Linked DNA regions of Mus musculus: region 2 is linked to region 1. Evidence: chromatin loops called from intact Hi-C (ENCODE). Cell type or tissue: gastrocnemius. All regions are shown on one strand. Links, peaks and the distances in the headings refer to the core of each region. The heading gives the core; the rest is flanking DNA.

What was found. Hi-C counts contacts between places; a loop is a spot of excess contacts. Peaks named below come from ENCODE experiments on the same cell type or tissue, not always from the same donor. Only the 100,000 strongest peaks of a DNase experiment are listed, where the experiment ranks them.
Region 2: a loop joins it to region 1, with 4 times the contacts of the local background. A loop is called at or near these places in 18 of 42 quality-filtered maps.

What each region holds. Positions count from the first base shown.
Region 1 is chr9:98,539,934-98,548,265 of GRCm38, forward strand. No RefSeq gene overlaps it. Among named protein-coding and RNA genes, the nearest start is that of 4930579K19Rik, 20 kb to the right of the region's middle. In gastrocnemius, for the core only: no CTCF peak of the experiment used is centred there; a DNase peak (open chromatin) is centred at 4,773.
Region 2 is chr9:98,437,820-98,446,151 of GRCm38, forward strand. Rbp1 (retinol binding protein 1, cellular) reads left to right here. Exons shown (of 4, transcript NM_011254.5): 3 at 6,771-6,872. Among named protein-coding and RNA genes, the nearest start is that of Rbp1, 19 kb to the left of the region's middle. In gastrocnemius, for the core only: a CTCF peak has its summit at 4,993 (motif pointing right); DNase peaks (open chromatin) are centred at 5,009, 7,213 and 7,713.

The DNA.
Region 1 (8,332 bases), core at 105-8,104:
ATATCTTGCATATTAGATATTTACATTATGACTCATAAGAGTAGCAAAATTACAGTTATGAAGTAGCAGCACAATAATTTTATGGTTGGGGGCATCACCACAGCGTGAGGAACTGTATTAAAGGGTCCCAGCATCAGAAAAGTTGAGAACCATTGTTCTATAAGAACCCCGACTAAGGGGGAAAAATCCCACCTAACCTTGTCAGTCCTATGAGAGCTTAGTGTTTATTCATTCCATATTTCAGATAAAGAAAACTGAGGCTTGCCTGAGGTCACGTAGCTTGTCAAAATCAGGTCTGCTGGCCCCGGAACCCATCTTGCTAGCCTTCCTATTACACTGCCTTATGTTACATTCAGAGTGAACTTGGCTAGGCTAACAGTGTCAAATCAACTGATGGACATCACCCACCTACTAGACTCTGGTACTGTGCTTGGCACTGTTGGGGAACAAACACACACACTATGATGCCTAGTCCAAGATTGTGAAAGCTTTTCTTTAAAACTGGGCATGCTGGTAATGCATGCTGGTAAACTCAGTCCTCAGAAGGCAGAGGCAGGAGGTTTACTGCAAGTTCAAGGCAAGCCTGGTCTACTTAGTGAGTCCCAAGCCATTCAGGGCTGCATAATAAGACTGTGTCTCAAAAAAACAAAGCAAGCCGGGCAGTGGTGGCACACACCTTTAATCCCAGCACTTGGGAGGCAAAGGCAGGCGGATTTCTGAGTTCGAGTCCAGCCTGGGCTACAGTGTGAGTTCCAGGACGTCCAGGGCTACACAGAGAAACCCTGCCTCACCCCCCCCCCCAAGAAACAAAGCAAACAAACATACAAACAAAAAAGTCCCACTGGTTTCTTAATGATGTTATACAGTGTACTTACTGGCTGGTTTTGTGTGTCAAGTTGACACAAATTAGAATCATCAGAGAGGAAGGAGCCTCAGTTGAGGAACTGCCTCCATGGAGTAAGGTATTTTCTCAATTAGTGATGACAGACCATTGTGAGTAGAGCTATCCCTGGGCTGGTGGTCCTGGTTTCTATAAGAAAGCAGGCTGAGCAAGCCAGGGAAGCAAGCCAGTAAACAGCAGCCTTCCATGGGCTCTGCATCAACTCCTGGCTCCAGGTTCTTGCCCTGTTTGAGTTCCTGTCCTGACTTCCTCTAATGATGGACTATAATCTGGAAGTATAAGCCTAATAAACTCTTTCCTCCCCAACTTACTTTTTGGTCATGGTGTTTCATCACAGAAACCCTAAGACTACATAAACCCTAAGAATACATAAAGACTTCACTTTTTAGATCTTTAAAATAAATACAGATAACTGGGGCTGGTGAGATGGCTCAGGAGTGAAGAGCATTGACTGCTTGTGTAAAGGACTCTCAAGGACTCAGGTTCAATTCCTAGCACCCACATGGCAGTTTACAGCTAGCTGTCTGTAACTCCAGGATCTAACACATAATAGCTCACAACTGTCTCTAAGTCCAGGACCTAACACCTTCACGCCGACATACAGGCAAAACACCGATACACATAAAATAAACATAAATTTTAAAACATGATGTCAAAAAGATACAGATAACTGCAAAACATAGTTAATTTAGCAGAGCAACTTTTGAATATCAAGCATGTGGATCCTGCTCTCTCTGTCCAGCTGTACCGTACTGACAAGAATGAATGGTCCAGGGCTTAGGCATGGCTCCGTGGCTCTCACTGTACCAACAGCTCGGACTTTCTGCCTTCCTATTCCTGGAGATCAGGAAAAGTTTCAGGAGCTGGAATCGATGCAGAAGCTCTGACCAGTCCTAAGACTACCTGGACTACCTAGGACTGTGATGAGGGGCCTTCAGTATTCAGTGACACATATTCACTCTGTGGAAGTGGCAAGGCCATTCATGAAGCACACTGTCTGAGGGCGGGGGGTGGGGGTGCTAACTAAACACATTGAAGGATCCCACAACTTAGAGAAAGTTTATCTCCTGATCCTGGATGTGCAGACCTCTGGTCACAGCTACTTTGGAGGCTGAGGCAGGAGGGTTACGAGTTACAGTGGGATCCTGTTTCACAATAGGAAGTAAGGCTAAGACTAGGGACATAACTCATGGTAGAGTGTTTGCCTAGCTTGTGTGAGGTTCTAGGTTCAATCCCCCACACAGCAAGAAAAACCAACCAACCAATCAACCTGTAACTTTAGTGGAAACACTGGTGGAGTTTGAACAGAGCAACGGACATGATAGTATCATGCAATGTTCATTTCCTAGTTCTTAAATTGCTGTGCTGGTTCAAGATGTTAAAGCTGAAGGATATTTGGAGACTGTATTGTTTTGTTTTTTCTGCTAAGTCTAAAGACAGTTTCCAGGGACCCTTACAGTAGCTTCTCTATCTAACTGTCCTTTCTTCAACACCTGGCAACTAGCTGGGTCACAGTTCATATAAATTTGTCACTTCAGCCATATCAAGTAAGAAGCCCGGCAGTGTGTGACGCTCCAGGATGGTTTTCACTGAGCACGGCTGTCTGGGGGTTTCAGGTTGTCATTGGCATCCATAGGTCATAGATTCTAATTGCTGAGTCGTGTTCTGTGGTGTGGATGCCTCTGTGGAACTGCTCACCTGTGGAATGACAGCTGGGCTATTTCCAGGCTTTTACCACTCTTAGGGACAAAGATGTCATAATCACAAATTATGGGATTTCACGCATAGTTCCATTTTTCTAGGAGAAAGACCCAGAAGCAGGACTGCTTAGTTTTAGAATAGCTTCACGCTCAGGGTTTGGTTTTTTTTGTTGTTGTTTTCTTTTTTAAAAGAAAATGTTAAACTGATTTCCACAATTTGCATCATTACCAGCAGCACATGAATAATTGTGTCTCCAGATTCTGGCCAGCGCATTAGCTGTGCTGATCAGCATGCGACTTTTCCCCAATCGCTAATAATGTTGAACATCTTTTCCTAGGCTTATTTGCATTTCTGCATATTCTCTTTGATGGTTTATCTCTTTATGTCTTTTGCCCGTTTTATAACCAGATTGTTTGCATCACTGCTGAATTTGAAGCATCCTGAATACATTCTAGCTACTAGTTCTTTCGGGGATATGCAAATATAACCTAAAGCTTATGCTTTTAAAATATTTTTATTTTGAAATTAAAATATAATGACATCATTTCCCCCTTCCCTTTCTGCCCCTCTTCCTTCCCCATGCACTCTCACACTCTCTTTCAAATTTATGGCCTCTATTTCTTTGTTGTTATGTGTGTGTGTGTGTGTGTGTGTGTGTGTGTGTGTGTGTGTGTATGTGTGTGTGACTAAGTATATAAACACAACCTGCGCTGTTTGTGCTTATATGTTACTTGTATGTGTATGGTTGTATGATTTCAGAGCTGACCATTTGATTTTGGATATATTGATATGGATAACAAGTTGTCCCTCTGGCATTCCTTAGTTGAGTGTAGTTCTTCTTCTAGGATTGAGGCTCCATGACATTCCCCTGCTTCTTTAGCAGGTCTCTCGGTGTTGACCTCGCTCAGGTCTTGTTGAGGCTCATGCCTCTATCTTAATAACACCGTCCTTGACAGGCTATTAACCAGAGGAGGCTCAACTTAATATTTTCTTTAATGGGCTGTGCTTTTAGTATCAAATCTAAGAACTCCTTGGCCCTAATCTGAAGAATTCCTCTTTTTTTTTTCTCTCTCTCTGTTTTATAAAATTGTGTGGCTTACTTGGATTATAGTTAAGCCCATGACCCATTTTGAGTTCATGGCTGTCCACATTGTAGGACAGACTGATACTCTTTTTCCTAACCTACTGTCCCCTGCTGTTTGTTAAAGAGGCTGGAATAGCTGGGTGGTCACCCTTGCCTTTAATCCAGTGGTTCTCAACCTTCCTAATGCTGTGACCCTTCAATATAGTTTCTCCTGTTGTGATGACCCCCATACCATAAAATTATTTTTGTTGCTACTGTTATAAATTGCAATGTAAATATCTGATATGCGGGATATATGACTCCTGTGAAAAGGTTGTTTGACTCCCAAAGGGGTCGAGACCCACAGGTTGAGAACCATGCCTTTAATCCCAGCAGCACTTGAGTGTCAGAGGCAGCTGGATCTTTGTAGGTTCAAGGCCAGCCTGGAGTTCCAGGTCAGCAAGGGAGACATAGTGAGGCTCTGTTTCAAACAAACAAACAAACAAACAGAATTGTTCCCCTGAATAGTGTATCTTTGAACTTTTATCAAAATTAGTTGCGTGGGACAGAGGAGATGACTCAGCCACATATTGAAACAGATGTGGTTGTGCATAACACTGGCACCAATTAGGGGTGTGGCCACGCATAACCCTGGCACTTGTGGGGGGTGTGGCCATGCATAAGCTTCAGGTTCAGTAAGAGGCTCTTGTCTTTCCGGAATAAGGTGAAGAGCAACAGAGCAGAACACCTAATATCCTCCTCTAGCCCACATAAGCATATGGAGTTACACACACAGATCTCTCTCTCTCTCTCTCTCTCTCTCTCTCTCTCTCTCTCTCTCTCTCTCATACACACACATTGGCTTGACTTTATTGATCTGTTGGATTGAATTACACTGTTTGGTTTCTAAATCTTGAAATAGCCCTTCATTTATGGAATCAAACTCTCCCTGGCTACAGTGTGTGTTTCATTTTATTTTCTTTTTAAAGCATTTACTTTTAAGATTATGTGTAATACAAATCCTCCTGTTGTGCTATATATGTTTGGGGGGGGGGGCAATGTGTGATGTGAGTGCAGGTGCCTGAGGCGTCCAGAAGAGGGCACTGGGTCCTCCGGAGCTGGACTTACAGGTGATTGTGAGCAGTCCTCCTTTCTTTAGGTGCTGGAACCAAATTCAGGTCTTCTAGAAGAGCAGAATGTTCTGGAAGCCACTGATCCATCTTTCCAGCCCCGTTTTCCCTCTTGTTAACTGTCAGGTTCTCTGGCTAAAATTTTGTTGATAGGTTCTGTGTTTGGCTTTATGAGATATATTGACGTACAGCTTCCTGTTTTATTTCTGTGATCTCCTTGTTTGGCTTTGTCATTGAAGAAGTACTTGGCTTCACAAAATGGAGCGGGGCATTATCATCTTTTCTGGGAGAGAGTGTGCAGAATTGGTATTCTTTAAATATTTGGGTGTGGTTATGCAGGGAAAGCATTTGGGACTAGAGACTGGAGGACATTTTCAAATTATGAACTCATTTACCTTAAAGTGAACCTTTTCAGACTCCTTCGTACTGGGTGAGTTCTGATAGAATATTTGATGACTCCAACATCAAGCATCACACACACACACACACACACACACACACACAAAACCCCTCTGCACACATCGGGTTGTTATTTTCCTCATGGTAACTCTGTGGTCGGTAGTCACCACCCTTGCTTGGTTCTAATGTTGGTAGCTTGTGGGTTTTGTCCATCTTGCTTAGCTTTCCCAAGAATGGGGCCTTTGTCTCAACAGTTTCCTCTGCTCTCTGTTCCCCATTGCTTGGTGTTCATTCTTAGGATTTCCTCCCCTCTGCTGGTCTTGGGTTTTGTTTGCTCTCCTCAGGGCAGAGCTTAGATTATTCACTTGAGCTGTTTCTCCTTTGCCAACGCACTCCTTGACTGCTGCCAGGTCACCTCTCAGTGCTGTGTTAGCTGCACACTAGGGATTGTGGCATGCTATTTTGCCACTGTTATTCAACGTCCCCCCCACCACCACCCATGGCTTTCTTTGTCACTTGCTGTTTCAATGTGCACTGCTGAGTTTTCAAGCATATATAGGCTTTCCTGATACCTTCCTGTTAATTGTTGCTAGCTTGAATTGACTGTGACGGGAAAACAAACTTTGGACTTTTTGTTTGGTTGGTTTTGCTTTTTCTGTTTTGGTTTTTGGGTTTTGAGCCTTGATCTAATTTTCTTCTCTTTTCAGGACTCCAAGGATATAAATGTTAGAGTTGCCATAAATCCCAGAGGTCCATGAAGCTCTGTCTCTTGTGGTTTCAGTCTGCCTTCTCTGTAGTGCTTAGATTCAGTGATGTCCCTGTGCCATCAGCTTTGCTATCCCTTCTCATATTTGAGCTTTCTTATGTCAGTTATGGGTTTGGGGGTGGGGCTGTGACTTGGTTTTCAGTTGTTTGGGTTTGGTTCTTGGTTTTCTGAGACAAGGTTTTTTCTCAGACAAGGATAGCCCTGGCTGTCCTGGAACTCACTCTGTAGATCAGGCGGGCCTCAAACTTGCAGAGCTCCACCTGCCTCTGCCTCCCAAGTGCTGCCCTCCCTGCTCAGTTATGAAGTTTTTAACATAACTTTTTCATTAGATTCTTCAAGCTTTTATTTCTTTTCTGATATATTTTTAGCTTTTTGAGGCTTCCTGCTTGTATTTATAATATACTCAACATTGCCTATTGAACATTTTTATGGTGACTGCTTTGAAATATCTGTCTTATAATTTTAAAGTTTCTCACATCTTAATGTTGACATCTGTTTTCTAGCTCTTGAAAAACCACCGATGAGTGATTTTCTGTTGGCACCTGGACATTCTGGGTACTGTGTTAATTTATTTGCGCATTCTGTTCTGACTTCCTCACACACTGCACTAGTGACAGGCAGGGACAAGGTGGAAGGGTATCTCACTGTTGGCATGTGCAGAGAGGACTCCAGGTTCCCCACTCAACCTCCATTAACCCCTCAGTACCAAGTGGAAGAGTTTCTCATTACCACTAGGCAAAGGTCGGAGTTAAAGCTTACCATTGGGCTGTTCCTGGCTGGGATATCCCCTGGCTGGGATAGCTAGGGGTGCACCATTGCTGTTCCCTGTGTTGACTTTACTGGTACTGCAGAGGTAAAGCATAGTGAGAATTTTGGTTTCTTTAAAAATCGTTATGTTATGTGATTTATGTTTTTGTTTTAATACCAGGTGTGGGATATGGGGCTGCTTCAGATTGTTCACAGCCACTAACTATGATTTGTTTCATGCTCCAGGAGGGGTGTGATTTTTGCCGGCTGCAGATAATTTATGTTTGGAATTCTGGGGAATCTGGAGAAAGCTATATGAGAGGGCCTGCAGTGCCTACTGCTGTTGCTACCACTACCGCCACCACCACTGCCACCGCCGTTGCGATTGCTGGATTGCTGGATTGCTGGATTGCTGGATTGCTGGATTGCTGGTTAGCAGTATCCTAACCACAAAGACTGTGCTTGCCCCTAAGAACTCGACATCCCTAATCAGCAGGAAGTAGTCTAGAGAGGTCTATGTCCCCTTCCCCCTCTAACCTTCTTTTTCTCCTACCTAGTAGTAGGGGGTTGGAAGGATCAGGGTGGAATAAGGGTGGAGAAGGATGATAGTTATAAGAACTCAATAAAGTAGCCCCAAAAATGCATCTACAGTAAATAAGGGGTCCTTTTGCTTTTAGAGCTTCTCTACTGGGATGGGAGAGAACTTCATATCTGGTTGGACTCCCAGGCTTCACACTGGTCTCCACTGATGCTGTGGAGGAATGGCCTCCTTACTATACCTCCTAATACCAGTAGGTATTAGGGCCCAAACCTCTGCTTGGCTTCTGATGCCATTCCAGCATCAGCAGAAAGACAGGAATAATTTTTTTTCACATTTTGGTAGGAAGTAGAAGTCTAGGTTGGCTATTTGGTCTTTGTTTGTATGGAGGGGTAGGACAGCTTTGGTTGTAAGCTGCCTTTCTGGGGTCAACCAATCGTCATCTAAAAGACTCTGTCTTAATAGGCTGCCTTTCTTGTGGTCCATTGGTTAGTGAGAGCAGGTCGTCGTTTGGGTTGGTTTTTGTTTGTGGTTGTTGGTGTCTCCAGGTTGCTGATTCTTCAGTTCTAAGTTTGAGATCCATGGTGAAGAGCAGAAACAGGGAACTCACTGTCATGTCATTATTTAGGTCCTGAGGTCCCTAGCAGGTCAGTCATATTTAAGAATAGAGAAGACTAGAGAAAGTATATCTGTAAGTGAGCCAGCTACTGTTTTTAGAATTTCTGAAACACCCTGGATTATTAGCAATATCCTAGTCTCTAAATGGAGTCCTTTCTTCCACTTCCCATGCCTACTTGGTAACTGCAGGTAACTCTTCTGTATCTGGTTTGTCCAGCACATCTTGTCCATAGGGCAATAATACAGATTAAGAAGAAGAAGAAACAACAATAGCTTTAAAACAGCTGGCTGCAAGTGGGGGCACAGGCCTAGCAGCACAAGGAGTAAAATGCAAAACCAGATGCAGAAAAATGGGATTAGTTGTTGAAAAGGATGTCACCACCTCAAGTGTCCTGCCTTGTAGTAATCCATAAGCTATGGGCATTTGGTGTTGAAAAGGCTGAGGTTATTAGAGTTGGCAAACTTCCTC
Region 2 (8,332 bases), core at 252-8,251, 100 kb before region 1:
GGCTGCTGAATGCCGTTTCCTGCAGAGCCAGGCTACATGTCCTCCTCATGTAAGGCTCAGCTGAACCCAGGAGATGCTGAGCACAGTCGCTGACAGCTCCACAGCTGGGTGACCTCAGTCCTCAGACTACACGGGGTCTGGAGGAGTCAAGGTGAGGGTGCTTCATAACCTGCTCTGCACCCTGCTGAGTATCCGTACTGGTCACCATGGTGACTGTGGTGGTGGTGATCATGATATGATGCTGTCACTTCAACCAGGAAGCCTTCCAGGTGCCTGGACAGGGTTGGGTGACACAGACCTCTAACATTCTCCAGCCCAGCCTCTCACCTGCTCCTCAGAACTTCAGTCTCAGTGGTAGCCCTAGCACTGTAATGGTCTAACCTGAGTCAAGGCCCTTTCTAAAAATGATTGGGGGGGGAGGGAAACTAATGTGCCAAGATTATGGGGGGGCGGGGAGGAACTAATGTGCCAAGATTATTAATCAGAACATATTTCATTTTGTTTATCCTAAGACTTGTGTTACCATTAGCTGTTAACATCTTCATGGTAGAAATGAATGTCTTCATTGAATTCTCTTGTGCCCTCAGAGGTCTTGTTATGACAACATGTATTCATAGTGGCTGTTTTTAGTGGTCTTTGTGTCTCTAGTTACTCATTAACATTTTAAAGCCTTATTAATTTGGTTTTCATCTGTGCTCACAGTGAGTTGGCTTTCTCTCCTAAATGTGCTCATTTGGGGTAATTTTAAGGAATTCCCTTAGGAGAGGACTAGACAAAGAGAAGCCACTGCCTACCCATTGCGCTTCCCAGTGGGGCAGAACTGAGTGCCGTCAGCCCCACCTGCAGCAGGCTGAATATTACAGAAACTTAGGAATCTTTTGCCTCTCTAACCCTTGCGGATTAATGAAACATTGTTGCAAGCTCTCAGGACTGGGTCTCACGTGTTAGGACTTATGGCTTTCCTACCCCTCCGCCCAACAGCTTGTTTAATACAAGCACCAAAGGCTGTCTTAACAGGAACGGGAAGACCCTCCGAGAGAAAATCATGTGTTAAAACCACACTGCAGGAGGCAAGGCAGATCTGTATCTTTTAACAACTCACAGGCTGTACACAAGAAGTACCAACTCACTGTCTGGGCTCTGATTTTTATCCCCAAATCTAAAGAGTGTGGGTGTTGGGGTCAGAGCTGGGTCAGACTGGACTCCGGAGCTTGTAGACAAGACTCCCCATAGGAAAGGCATCTCCTCTTATGACCTGCCTCTGAACCCACAGAGATAAGACTGACCCAGAGGCGGGTACAGCAAGGGAGACCCTGGCAGTTCTTTGTGGACAAGCATGGAGGCATCCCTGTCCTTAGAGTGAGTGAGTGGCAGATTGTGGGAACTTTAATAAATGTCACATGTTTTCTGAGAGCCACATTGAGTCTCAGCATTTATAGGTCATGTGGGGTCACTGACTGTCACAACCAATACTGGTCACCTGAAAGGGACAAAGGAACATCAAGACATCCCCGGGACAGGGTCACCCCAGCTTGCTGACTGCAGTGCCAGCTAGGATTTCTGAATGGCTGGGAAGTAGATAATGGCTTTTGAAGTGACAGTCCCTTGTCAGAATAGTATAAAATTGTCTTCGCTCATCTCTTGGCACATGGTTCAGAAACTGCTGACACAGCCAAAGAGGTGTGGATTATTGTTCATTTTTAATAAAAAACTTAGGCTGGCTTTGGGTATAAGCAGCTGCCCTGGCTCCAGCCCCTTTGTACCTTCCTGTGGTGTTGAAATAAGTACTATTGAGAAGCTAAATTACAATGTGACTGTCCACTGCCTTGTCCTTGTATCTGGTCTTCATAGCTAAGGTGGGATTCTGAGTCTAGGGTAGCAGTTTTACACACACACACACACACACAGAGAGAGAGAGAGAGAGAGAGGGAGAGAGAGAGAGAGAGAGAGACCAGCCTCCCCTCTCTTTGAAACTTGAAAAGTATCAGGAATGTCTTCCTGATTGAAGTCCCCCACCCCCAAATGCAGATTAATTGGGTGAATCTAGGAAAGTGAATCAAACAGCCAAGACCCCTTCGAATCAGGCTTTGAAAGATGGCTGGCTACTGACCTCAGAGGAAGGCCAAAGTGGTGTTTTTGGATCCTAGAGTAGGTTGTAAGAAAAATTTACATTTTTGTGTCATTAAAAAAAGGAATTACCATCGGGCATGGCACATACCTTTAATCTCAGCACTTGGGACACAGAGGCAGTTGGATCTCTGAGTTTGAGGCCAGCCTGGTCTACCTATTGAGTTCCAAGTTAGCCAAAGCTGCCTTCCATTTCATTCCGAGTGATTGCCCTTCTCCCCGCAGCTCCTCACACCCCTTTCCTGCTGCTATAGAACACCAGACTTTGAGTCACTGAGACAAATACCACCTAGGCCAGACTGACCTTAAACCTATAGTGAGTCTCTTGCCTCAACCTCTCACGTGGTGGAACCAAAACCTATCTTCCTACTTCCAAAGACTTTAGCAGGTGTCTACCAAGTGCCCTGCCATGGGAAACAGGAGTGCCCTTGTGATTCTGATAAAGTCACATAACCTTTCTAACCTCAGATGCCCTACCATGTCCAGTATAGTCGAGAGCAATCTGTGCTCTAAGGTACCTAGGATAAGAATCAAGAGGAACTTGGTTGAGGCCAGGAAAGGGCTTGGACACTGACAGGACCAACTGAGGGATCTCTTCCCTGTGTATAGGGTTCTCAGAAAGACTTCTGTATATTAGGCATATATCTGCTCCTGGACCTCCTACCACAGTGATGGATATTCTGCCTACCACCAGACAGCCCCCTGAGCTAAGGCATTACTATTGCTTATATCTGGATATGCCATGGGATTTAGAAAGAATGACCACAGCCTTGGGGGCAGAAGCCCACCTTACCTAGTGAATATACCAGTCACGGCCATTCTCTGACAGTAGTCCTACAGGGTAAACGGGTGAGTCTGGTGATCCAGTTGGCATGGTTGTCAAAAGCTTTAGCAATTTGCACACAACTCCACCAGACAGATCCTCCTCAGAACATGTGTTCTGAGGAAATAATGTGCTGAAAGCTTTGTATATGAGGAAGTCTTATTTATACTGTTTCAAATTATAAAATACCCAAATGTCCCAGAGTAGGTAACCAGCTGAATAATGGAGTGTGTGTTCAGTAAAACACCACCAGGGCCCTGAGGGGCTCCTCACTTGTCTGGATGCTCTGCTGGTGCTGTCTTTAAATCATTACTATTTTTGAATAAGAGTCCCTCATTTTCATTTTCCTCTGGCTCTTGCAAATGACGTGGCCATTTTCTCCATAGTGCATAACAGTGAAAAGCATGCTTATGGCTACTATTTGTGGACGTGGAAATCACCTCTAATAAATAAAGAAATGAGGACATAAAGGCATACATGACGGCAATCCTAATCTTCTAAAAGCAGAAATATATGGATATGTTGATAGACGACTGGATAGAAGTACTCCAAAATTTTAGGCAGTTATTTCTGAGGAAGGGAAGTTACATAGACTCATTTGCATTTCTTCTTTTAAGTACAGAAGGTATGAATCTGCCAGCTTTAATGGAAGAAAAGACAATGCCCTGTAGATCCTAGCTGAGACCCAGCCAGTCTGTTCATGCTTCAATGGGGTCTGGAGCCCTTCACCTGCAGAGTGCACAGGAAACTACCTGTTCTTAGGAACTGTTTGAAGCTGAGAACTCATTTCTCCATCCCTCTCCCCATCCCAAGCCAGGCATGGATGACACCCTGTGCACTGCTTTTTGCCACATTTGGGACATAACAGCCTTTGCCCACCGCAGTCTCGTCAGTCACAGACTGTACTGTATTCTGACCTGACTTACATTGGACTTTCTCAGGCTTGAGGCTACACATGTGCCCCAAGTGCGTCTCTGAATCAAGGAGAGGAGCCACGAGGCTTCTTGTGCCCCACATTCACTGTGAACTGCCTCCAGGAGTGAGATCAGTGTGCATACTGGTGCACCCCTGGCTATGCCTGCCTCACTTCTGTCTGTCTGTGTGTCTGCTCGTGTCATTTGTGAAGGTGCACATGCGCTATGCCACACACATGGAGGTCAGAGAGCAACCTCGGTGGTAGTCCTCACCTTCCATTTTGTTTTAGCCATGGTCTCTCTTGTTTCATGGCTGCTTATGCTAGGTTACTGAGACCACTGGTTTCAGACAGTTCTATCCACCTCCTGCCTGCCTCTAGAGTCACACTGGGATTGCAGACATGTGTACTACTGCATGTGGCTTTTAAATATTAGTTCTGAGGATCCAGGCTTAGCTAGTGGGGCAGGTGCTCTGCCTTCTAAAATGTCAACCCAGTTTGCTCTCTCTCTACCTCTACCTCTCTCTCCCCTCTCCTCCTCCTCCTCCTTCTTCTTTCTCTCTCTCTCTCTCTCTCTCTCTCTCTCTCCCCCCCTTTCTTTCCCTTTCCCTCTCTCCCTCTTTCCCTCGTGTGTGTGTATGTGTGTGTGTGTGTGTGTGTGTGTGTGTGTGTGTGTGTGTGTGTACACACTCATCTACATGTACAGTTGCATGTATGCATGTGTGTGGAAGCCAGAGGCCAGGCTTAGGAATTCTCTCCCCCACCCCTCTCTCCTTTCTTTCTCTCTCTTTCCTTTCTTTCTTCCCCCTCCATTCCTTCTTTCATTCTTTCCTCTCTTCTTTCTTTCTTTCCTCCTCCTTTCCCTCCTCCTCCCCCTCCTCTTCCTCTTCCTCTTCCTCTTCTTTCCCTTTCTTTTTTCTATTCGGTTTCCCATTAGCCTATGGTTCACAGAGTAGGCTGGGCTCCCAAAGATCTTCTAATATCTAATATCTCCCTAGCCCTGGTATCGTAACAGAGGTCAGCACTGGCCTTTTTACATGACTTTTGGAGCTCTAATTCACACTGTTGTACTTTGGAAAAGGACCCATCTCCCCGGCATCTCCTGAATGTCTCACTGCAGGCTCATCTCAACAGCAGAGGGCAGTAGTGATCAGCAAGCGCAAAGATGGGGCTTGGAGGGCATCAAGGAGAAAGGAGCCAGTGGGCCTCCAGTGGAGTCCTCACTTTGCACTCCTTGCCAGCGTTTTCCTCCCTCACATCTGCATTATGCTCTTACTGACTGTCCTGATGCTGAGCTGAACGTGACAGACAATGCAGGAAGCTCAGAACCTGAGCTATCTAAAGCCAAGGCCCCAGAGTCGGCTCCCTCATGCCAGGTGGGAATGTGGGGATCCTGGGAATGTTAAAGTCACTGAGAACCACACAGTGAGCAAGATTGAACAGAGTCCTTCCCGCTGAAAGGTGGGTGGCAGGGCTCATGAGGACTTTCCCTTATGGCAAGGATGTATATCCAAAAGGATGTGGGCATGGTACGTAGGAGATGTCCTGGCCATATCTGTCACCCAGCTCAGGTTCTGTTGACTCAGGCACTTATTTAATGGTCATGCTAAGGAGACAAGATTGAGCTCCCATTTTTTGATCCCCCCTCCCCCCGTGTTCCTGGGTGGGTCTTGGCTGCTCAAAGAAACAGAAACCCCTCAGGGATGCCTGTCTTCTCTCTCAGCATCTGGAAGGACACGCCATGCTCTATGAGGATGTGGAGGCTCAAGGGTGGGATGTGAGGTTCCATCAGATCGAGTCCAGCCTGTGGGCTGGTCTCAGGCAGGACAGGAGGACTCTACCCATAGTTCAAGTCCTGAGCATTTGTACTTAGAGTCCCCCATCTCTGCCATTGTCTCCTGACAAAGCACCAGGAACCTTTCCCCTATGGGTCCAGCCTTCCTCTCTGGAGCCCACCCCAGTGTCTCTTCCTCCCTGGACTCCCCTTCCTTAACTTACTGCTGACCTCCCAAAGCCCCTGGTCTGAAACCCCAGCAACATAAAGCTGTATAGCACATCAGAAGAGGGGGCTTCCGAGCACTACTGACCTATGTCCACACCACTCAGATGAGCAGAGCAAGTCTCTTAACCTGGGACATGTACAGGAGATTCCAGGCCATACAGCAGGATATAACAGTGGAAACTGAGACTTGGCTTAGAGAAGACAGGAGGCTGTCGACCAACATCTTGTTGACATCTGAGCTCCTTCTCCCTAGGAGATGGAGGCTCTCTGAGGACATGGGTGGGGTTTTGTAGATATTAGAAGACCTAGCAGAGCTGGTGAGATGGCTCAGTGGGTAAGAGCACCCGACTGCTCTTCCGAAGGTCTAAAGTTCAAATCCCAGCAACCACATGGTGGCTCACAACCACCCGTAATGAGATCTGATGCCCTCTTCTGGTGTATCTGAAGACAACTACAGTGTACTTTCATATAATAAATAAATAAATCTTTAAAAAAAAAAAAGAAGACCTAGCAGAAGTTGAAATAATAATGATTGAGTAGATGAACTGTCTAGGATAGGCAGGGTTCTCCTCACAGAGATGAGGGGACGAGGCCCTGACTGGCATATCTCAGAAATCCCTCCTCCCTGTTTCCCATTCACAACCCTGCCTCAATGACGTTCTCCCTGTCCTAATTGCCCTTTTAAGTGGAATTTATGAAGGTTTTCATAAATTTAAAACTGATCTGCACACTTTAATAAAAGCATGTGGCGGGCAGGGAGTATTAGGATGTGAGTTTTCTGCACTAGAATTGCCGTAAGCGCATCTTGAATTATTGAGGTCAGGAGCCTCTCTCTCCTTCAGTCCTCTTGAGTGTGGGTGTGGGTGCTTCCCCAGGACTGACTACTGTGTTTCTTGCTTTGGCAGACCACTGTGAGCTGGGATGGTGACAAACTCCAGTGTGTGCAGAAGGGAGAGAAGGAGGGACGTGGCTGGACGCAGTGGATCGAGGGTGATGAACTTCACCTGGTAGGTTCCACGGTGGGGACCCAGGCTGTGTCCCCAGCAGTCCTCATGCCCTGAGGGAGTGAATGGACAATGGAAAAGAGCACTGGGTAGGCATTGGTTCTATTCTAAAGTATCTCTTCTGCAGAAGATGCCTGAATGACTTGGAAACCATACAATGTGTTTCCAAGGTCTAGGCTGACTCAAGGTCCAGCCAGGGGGAGCAGGCGGAGAGGCAGGTGGTAGTATGAGCAGCTGTCAAGGTCCTTGTGTTCTCTGGAACAGAAAATCAGCTTCCTGTTTTGATGGTGAAGACGTGGAACTCTGAGGGGCTCGCTGGCAAGTCCTATTGCACTTCCACAAAGCACTTCCAAATAACATATATGTATCCTGTGCACAATGGGACCAGAGCCAAGCAGAAATTCACCGGGAGTGTGTGATCTCGCCTTAGGCTGGGGGCCAGGAAAGGCTTTCTTCAGTCAGTCCTCCTCTCTACCCTCAGCCTCAGGGCAAAGCCACTTCTACTCTGCCTTCTGCCTGGGCAAGATGGCTGGGCTCCGTGAGAGCTACCAGGACCCATGTCCTCTGAGGTGGAAGTCTCTATCCTTCCTCCTTCCTGGAACTCCCCAACTACCCTCCCTGCAGAAAGAGCCTCGCTCTCAAGGTTCAGATGACCTTGAGCTAAATCCTGGGCCACTCACTGGGTGCCTTGGGTAGGACCCAGCTATCACATCTTCATCTCAGAATGCCCTACCACTGCCCCTGAGCTCCACAGCTGCAGCTGTGGAGGAGGAGAGGAGAACTGGAACGAGAGGAGCAGGCCAGCTGCATGGGGCCCCGGGCCATGGGGTTCACCCGCCAACTCCCTGGGTCTCTGTTTGCTTAGCTGCAAACAGGGTGGACATGATCTCAGTGTCCCCTCACCTTTTAGCCCCGTGGCTCTGTGCCAGAGGCTGCAAATCAGGGTGCAGAAGGTTCTCTGGGGTTTCACTTGATCCTCGAAGAGCTTCAAGATTCTTCTGTCACCATTTCAGGTTTAGTAATGGTCACACAAATATCCAGCTTCGCTTCCCAACAACTTGGAAGGCAGAGTTTGATTGCCACTGCCCCCAACCCCTGCCATAGTCAACAGGAGCTGCTTCTATGGGCTGACCTTGGGCTGTCTTGGTTGCTCTTAGAACGACTGGGAAGGCCTGGGTCCACCCACTGAGATAAGGTAGTTCCAGGGAACTTCAGTGGGCAGTCTGGGCTTAAATTCTTGAACTACTCTGAGGCAAAGTAGTGAACCACGCCTCCGGGCTCAGTTCTTTTGAGCCTGGGCACAGACTGTTCCAGGCCTAAAGGATTCCTGAAGCCCTTTAGCTTTTTAAGGGAATAAAAACAAGGGAGCCATCAAGAGTTCCTATTGGTCAACTTAGAGCCACTCCTTCTCTCACCCAACTCCTGCTACAGGATCAGAGAGCCTCATTTCTGTGGATCCCATT